Regions from separate parts of the Homo sapiens genome. Here region 1 is linked to region 2. The links are chromatin contacts, found by Hi-C or POLR2A ChIA-PET in ENCODE. All regions are on one chromosome and are shown on one strand. The core of a region is the stretch at or near the end of the contact, and the rest is flanking DNA. Distances in the headings are between cores, read along the strand shown.

Region 1 (3,607 bases), core at 1,007-3,506, 120 kb before region 2:
CTCCATAAAACCCACACAAAGGGTCAACCCTGCATTATTTGGTAAAGTGATGGGGTTACCATAACCAGCAGCACAAAGCACAGCACTTAGACCTGTGCCAGAGAGCTTAACTGTACAATGTGGTCCACCTAGCAATGATAAAACAATGACTGATGAAGACTAACTCGACAAAGAATTGTTTGAGAGTCACGCATTCTACCCACTTACCTACTCTGTATTTTATTCTGGCGTTAAACTGGACTGTCAGAAACAAAATGCTTTGGCTTCACTACCCAACCCAACTAGTCTCCCAACACAACCCCATCCCGCTAAGAAAACTGCTATCACTGAGTCATGTTTTTTTGTCATGCCCTCACCTTCCAGCAAGGGTTGCTGTAAGAAACAGCCTCGAGAATACTAAGGCTGCATTTTCTGAGGAACTGTTAAGACATGATCGAACACATTTCTCAATATCATCTATTTGGTATGAGCCAGAAACTACAGAGTTAAGCATTAGGAGAAGTTGTGCCTACTCAGAGACCTGCTGCAAACCAATATATGTTTTCCTCATAAACAATGAGAGTAACGATGTTCTGTGTTTCCTTTTAAATGCTGGAAGCTAGAAAACTCAGAATCAAACTTATGATTCAATTAGAGCAACTGTTTAGGATTATGGTCTGCCTCTCTGGGGTCTATCCCTCCTAAACTGGTTTTGTTAGACCTGATTTTGAGGCTTGATCTTTCATATTTATAAATGTACAATTTTGTTTTATGTTTTTCTTGTAAGTTGCCTAAAACCGTCTGGCAATTGGAGGGGAAATGGAGGGAAGGGATGAAAGGCAGGCCAACTTCATATCTGGAAATGGGGAGCTGGAGCCCAGGGGGATGGAAGGGTACACCAAGGCCACGCAGTAACCAGAGGTGGGGCTGGACCCAGCTGGGCACAGGAGAGTACTCAGTTCAGTGCCAGTGCTGAGCCTTTCTGCACAGCCCCACAAATGGTACTTAACAAATGTGTTTGGATGATAATCTGTCCTTTTTAAAAAGTGTCACTTTTTTAAAAAATGAGGGTAAAATTCAACATTTCTAGAGTAAATTCAACAATTCCAGGATTTAAAAATATCTATATGAGTTCTTTCCGCCCCAGCCCTCGTCTTCCTGGGAAACCATCACTCCTGAAAACATTTCACGGACCAGGTGGCAATTCTGCTCATGACCACCAGGTGGCGATGCAGGACAAGTTGAGCTCCAGCTCTCCCAGGGCAACTAAGGCTGTGGGGCCATTGGGCAGCAAGTTTCCGTCAGGTTAGACTGTTTCTTCCCAGGCTCGTCCAGAAGTTACCCATAAATCAGACGATTTGGTCCCAAATTGTTGACTGAATCAAAACACTCAGTTCCAGGTCAACTTTGTATTAAACACAAGCTGGGCTGCTAAAGACAGCTACCTCTTAGTAAGCCAGAGCTTGGGCAGTGGTGGCTGGAGGGTGGCACCAGCACTGGCTGAGACTTCGGGAGACCACTCAGCCTGTTTGCTCACCTGTGAAACAGGCTTCGCACTAGTTACCCCACAGGGTCATCCTGGGATGACCACACGTATGGGAAAAGTCCTGGCCCATTACAGGTATGCAGTAAAAGTGTATTAATTGTTGTGTAGAAGTTTGGGTGCATCCCACAAGCCCCAAACACTGGTAATGGCCCCGGTGCTGTGCAGGTGGTCCCAGGGAGATGATGCCATCCAGGGCTGCATGTTGTCCAACAGCAGCTGGACCCAGCTCCCTTCCCTCAGGGGCTATGGGATGCTGGAGGGGCCCCTAAGGAGGTGCCCATACAGGAGGCAGGAGAGCGATCACTCCAGGCAAGAGAGACCTGCGGGCCCCTGATCCCTGCCAGCCTGTGACCAACCACAGCCAGCCAGTCCCCGTGATGTCTTCCCCACTGGGATTCCAAAGCTTCTCATGGAGAGGGAAGCCAGGCCTGGTTCAAGTCCCTTCACTGCCACTTGCGTCCCACTCCCCAAAGGTCCTAGCCCCACCGCCTTGAAGCCTGAGGGCGAGGCTTCCTGTCACCTGGTCCTCCAAGAGGGAAATTCAGCTGTGGGGGTCTCTGTTCCCTCCCCACTTCCCAGAATCAAGCCTGGTGGGCTCTCTGCTTACCGTGCACAGCTCTGGGCTCCTCAGGGCACTGTGGAGAGACTGCCCTGCTCAGGGCCTCCCCTAGGGACGTGTGCGGTAGATGCGGGGATCCTGGCCGCCAGGGTTTCTCTTCACAGGGTTCTGTGTGGGAGCCCTCGCTGCCACCATAGTCAGACTCTGTGTCAGAGCTGGAAGGAGGAAGGAGTGGGTGGGTGAGTCAGGGGGCCTGGAACCCATGCCCCAACACACCCACACTGCGTCCTGCCCAGGACTGCTCCAGCGCACCTGGGGGGCCTGGGCTTAGTCCTGTGTGCCCAGAGCCCAGCTTCGGACTTTGTTATGGGTTGAATTGTATTCCTGAAAACTCATATGCTGAAGTCCTAACCCCAAGTACCTTCAGATATGACTGCATCTAGAGATAAGGCCTTTAAGGAGGTCATTAAGGTAAAATGAGGTTGTTAGGCTGGGCCCTTGTCCCATGCACCTGATATCTTTCTAAGAAGAGGAAATGTGGACACACACAGGCACAGAAGGAAAACACTATGCAAACAGGAAGATGCCATCTACAAGCTAAAGAGGGAGGCCTGGAACAGATCCTTCCCTCCAATCCCCCAGTAGGAACCAACCCTGCCCACACCTTGATCTCAGACTTCCAGCCTCCAAATCAGTGAGAAAATACGTTTCTGTTGTTTCAGCCACCCAGTCTGTGGTGCTTTGTTATGGCAGCCAGAGCAGAACAATACAGGCTTGGCTCAGAGCAGAAGGGGCCCAGCAATGCATGAGGAGCTGTTTGAATAAAGCCTGCTCTGCTCACCTGCACCTGCCCCGGAGCATGACTCCTAAGGTCTCTCTGGTCAGATAAGCTCATCATTAGGGACTTGGTCCCGAAACTTCAGGCATTTAAATACTGCTCTCTTCCCCATGGAATGGATGAGGGAATGGAAAATTCTACCTGGGTGGGGGTGAGGGGTGGGTGGTATTTAACATGGGCCTTAAATAACTGGAATTCAAGTGGCAAAGAAGTGGAGGCAGGGTGTCCTAGACAGAGGGGCAGCCCAAGCACACGCAGTTCCAGGATGGGAAAGTACAAAACTGCTCAAGCAGTGATGTGTTAGTGAAACTATATATATCCACACACTCTCTGTACATGGAAATCCAGCAGGGTTCCTTCCACAAGGTCACTGCCACTCGTCCACCTGTGTCTATGGCAGACCCCCTATCCATCAGAGTGCCCAAGCCTGGCTGGTCATGGTGCCCCAGTCCTGTTCACTGATTGTTCCCAGAGGGAAGTATGTGATGTGGGAGTAGCAGCTGGAGGCCTGCCTTGGCATCCTGACCTGAGGACATGAATTTATGGATACGGTCTGAGACCCTCAGTAGCCGAGTTCCATGTGTGGAGACAGCCTCTCTGCCAATGGCTGTAAAAGCAGCAGAGAGAGAGGCAGGAAGGGAGAGGGGCTGTTTGAGACTCTGGCTCCTGCCCTGCCTGAATGAGG
Region 2 (3,347 bases), core at 2-2,501:
ATGAGTCACAAAGCAACTTCCTTTCCCTGCCTCTAGCTGCTAAAAATTATAATTAAGGGCCCCAGATTGCAGGCAACAGCATTGGTAATGGGCTAAGCCCACAAAATCTGAGAGTCAAGCTCAAGGTTTATGCAGAGTCCCTGAGCACCTCTCCAAATGAGAGGAGGAGCCTCCCCATCCCGATCTGCAGGTGCCCTCAAATTTAGGACTCTGATGCCTCTTGCCTTCCCTGAGCCTCTTCTCCCAAATGGCATATCAGACAGTGCAACCAGGGTTTTGATAAATGATGGATTTTATACAAACTTAAGGAGATATGGGGGTGGACACTAGGCAGAACCTTCCCACAAAGCAGCAGTTTGCCCAGGAGAAAAGCTCATTTTTCAACCCACCCTTGAGGCTCACAGACAAAATCTGTTTCAAGGTCAATGCAATCCAAAAACAAAACCCATGTATACTGCCAAGCAGCCCTGTTCAAACTTACCCTCTCCCAGCTCTACGTCACTAAGGAGCTCTGGAGGAAGGCCCAGGTTCCTTGGCGATGAAGTGGGGTGTTCCCCCCACACTCGCAGGGTGCTCAGGAAACTAAAAGCTCCAGCTCTAACTCTCGCACACAGAAGACCTTCAGTTATGGCCATCTGAATCCAACACCTGAGATGAGGCAGGAGCCAGCCAGGGGCTCAGCAGTGCGAGATGCCTTCCACACCTGGTGCATCCCCACAGAGCCCACCATGGGCAGGAACACCTGGCTCCCAGGTGGGGCCTACAGACCCCATCTTCCCACCTGGCCCAGGTAGGGCTGGCTTTCCACCTACCAGGGCACTAGGCACCCAATTTAACCAAAAGGAGCACTTCCAGGGTAGGGAAGGGACTGAGAGGGCCACTTTGTCTTCTTGGTAATCTCCTTCCATCCAGGTGTCCCCAGCCTGGCCTCGGTCACTTCCACAAACAGAGGAGCGTGTACTGCCTCCTGGGGCTGCCTGCTCCACCCTTGCCTCCTCTGGAAGACAGCCTCAGTGAAATAATTCTTCTTAGTCATTCCCCAGAAAGATAAGTTCCACTTCTCCAAAGCCTTCTCTATTGCTCCTGGGTGTTGCCTTGAGATCACCTCCAGGAAGCCCAAGCCCCTTTCCATGCACACTGAAGGCACACATGGAGAGTCCTCTTATACATGCTGTCTGAAACCCCTACTACGAAAGGCCAATGAAAGAGCACCCAAGAGACTCACCACGAAGCTCAACCAAGTTTCCAGGAGGTAGCAAGGGCCCAGACCTTCCCCCTTTTGCCACACAGCCTCAGGGCTGGAGTGCTGGGGAGAGACCCCAGGTCCACTGCAGGCCCTGGCCTTCTATGCCCGCTCCTTCACTGAGAACCCAAGTTCTTTGGCTCTTGCCCTTCTGGCCCCAACCCTCTTCCCCACTCCTTTTCAATAGTTAGTAGACTCCACTGGTCTAGCTTGAAGGCGCCTCATACATTCCCCCTTCCTCACCTCATCCATTGCTTCTTATAGCCACTCAACAGTACCAGGCGCCGGGAGGTCCCAATGAGGCAGTGCCCACCCTCCAGGCCTCCCGTCCTGGCATCAAGAAACATCTGTATGCTGACCAGTCACAGTGCTTGGAATGGCAGAAGGAAGCCAACGTCATCAGGGCCCAGTACCACCCAGGCACTCTCACCAGTGTTAACCTAAGGAATCCTCAAAACACGTCTATGTGGACGTGGGGGAGGTAAGACTTTTTTCTTTCTTTTTTCATTTTTATTCTGCAAAAAGCAAAGGCCTTAAAAAGAGAGAGAGAAGTAATTGCAGAAGTTGCCTATCTTCCTTTTCTGTAACACAACTATGTTTGCCATGTGTGATTATTTCATGTATGTATATATGTGTGCATGTGTGTATGTATGTGTGTGCATATGTGTATATATGTATGAATGTGTGTATATGCGTATGTGTACGTGTGTATGTTTGCAGGGGTATACATGTGTACATGTATGTGTATATGTGTGCATGTGTGTATATATGCATGTTTGTGTATATATGGTATATGTGAGCACATATGTATGTGTATTCATGTGTGCGCAAATACACATGTATATGTAGCATGTGTATGTACATGTATGTGTATATGTGCGTGTGTGTGTATGTACATGTATGTGTGGTGAGTATGCAAATATATCATATACATATATATATTTAAAATTTTCCATAAGGATTTCTAGCCAGCACTCCATATCTTCATCTGTACCTCTTCAAGCTCTGTCTCTCTTCAAGGACCTTCCAGAACAGGGGAAGCCTTTGAGGTGGAAAGAACTCTGGCCTAGGCATGAGGATACCTGGGTTCAAGCCCAGCCCTCAGCTTGCACCGCCCATGTGAGGACACTGACAGCGGGCACTCACAGTGTACCAGGCCTTTACCATCCTGTCTCATTTCACCACCCTTGTTTGATAGAAGACAGCTTTACAGAGGTGAGTAAATGCCTCCATATCATGCAGGCAGCTAGTAGGGGTGCTGTGAAATGAGCCCAGGCCATTTCACTTTGAAATCCATGCTCTTAGCCCCAGTCCATATGAGCCATATATACAGAAATAGTATGGTCTTCCTTTTCTGAAGCTGCTATGTAAATTAAATCAGTTAACTTCTATTGTCTCTCAAGTTATTCTGGGCTTGGAGAGTCTACAAGTATCAAATGAGGCATGGTCTTATAAGTCATGGTACAACCAAACAAGTATCAGGCAGTCCTTTAAAAATAATATTTATAAAGACATTTAATCCATGGGAAAATGCTTATGCCATAATGCAGAGTGAAAAGAGCAGGATATGGATCCAGAAAGTCAATACAATTTCAACTCCATAAAATAATGTCTAGTGTCTGTAGGAGAAGAGAAATAAGCCAGATGTGAACAGTGGTGATATGTGTGTAGGATCGCATTTCAGATAGCTGTTAGTATACTTTTACTCTATACTTTTCTGTATTTCCCAAAGTTTCTACCAGGAACATGCATGACTTTTACAACCCCTCTTACATACACATTCCAAGGCCAGGAGTCTTCTTTCCCTGACTGTCCATCTCAACAACAGGAGGTGGGCTTCCTGTATCTTATCTTCTCCAGGCCTAACAAGCGCTCAGGTCTTGGTGGAACTCAGCACCTGGGCCCTTGTGTGGCTACACAGCACTAGCAATGTGATCTTTCTCCAAAACAGAAAGGGTCATCCTGCATGAAACCCTGACATTGTGCTAATTTAAGGAATTAGCTTAAATGTTAACAGGTCAGGGCTAAGTCCCCCAAGGCTGTGTTCCTTCCAGCAGCTCCACTCCCGAGGGACTACAGGGCCCTTGCATCCAGTGCAGCAGGT

The links. Hi-C counts contacts between places; a loop is a spot of excess contacts on that map. ChIA-PET counts read pairs that join two places held with the same protein, here RNA polymerase II (POLR2A). Pooled maps may share reads with other maps.
Region 1: a loop to region 2 is called in a map of MCF 10A, with 4 times the contacts of the local background. The contact joins two enhancer-like sites. A Hi-C loop is called at or near these places in 7 of 168 maps with a recorded cell type or tissue (Caco-2, GM12878, IMR-90 and 4 more), 16 of 37 single-sample maps with no recorded cell type and 18 of 50 pooled maps. POLR2A ChIA-PET finds 5 or more read pairs at or near these places in 3 of 52 experiments (HCT116, IMR-90 and activated CD4-positive, alpha-beta T cell).

The regions. Positions count from the first base shown.
Region 1 is chr11:12,279,625-12,283,231 of GRCh38, reverse strand. It overlaps a transcript of MICAL2 not described here. Among named protein-coding and RNA genes, the nearest start is that of PARVA, 96 kb to the left of the region's middle. Within about 2 kb of position 2,256, at least 3 of the 41 ENCODE cell types and tissues checked have a DNase peak (open chromatin) inside an H3K27ac peak, as active enhancers do.
Region 2 is chr11:12,154,100-12,157,446 of GRCh38, reverse strand. All of the region lies in intron 2 of MICAL2 (microtubule associated monooxygenase, calponin and LIM domain containing 2), which reads right to left. Among named protein-coding and RNA genes, the nearest start is that of MIR6124, 7.9 kb to the left of the region's middle. Within about 2 kb of position 1,251, at least 7 of the 41 ENCODE cell types and tissues checked have a DNase peak (open chromatin) inside an H3K27ac peak, as active enhancers do.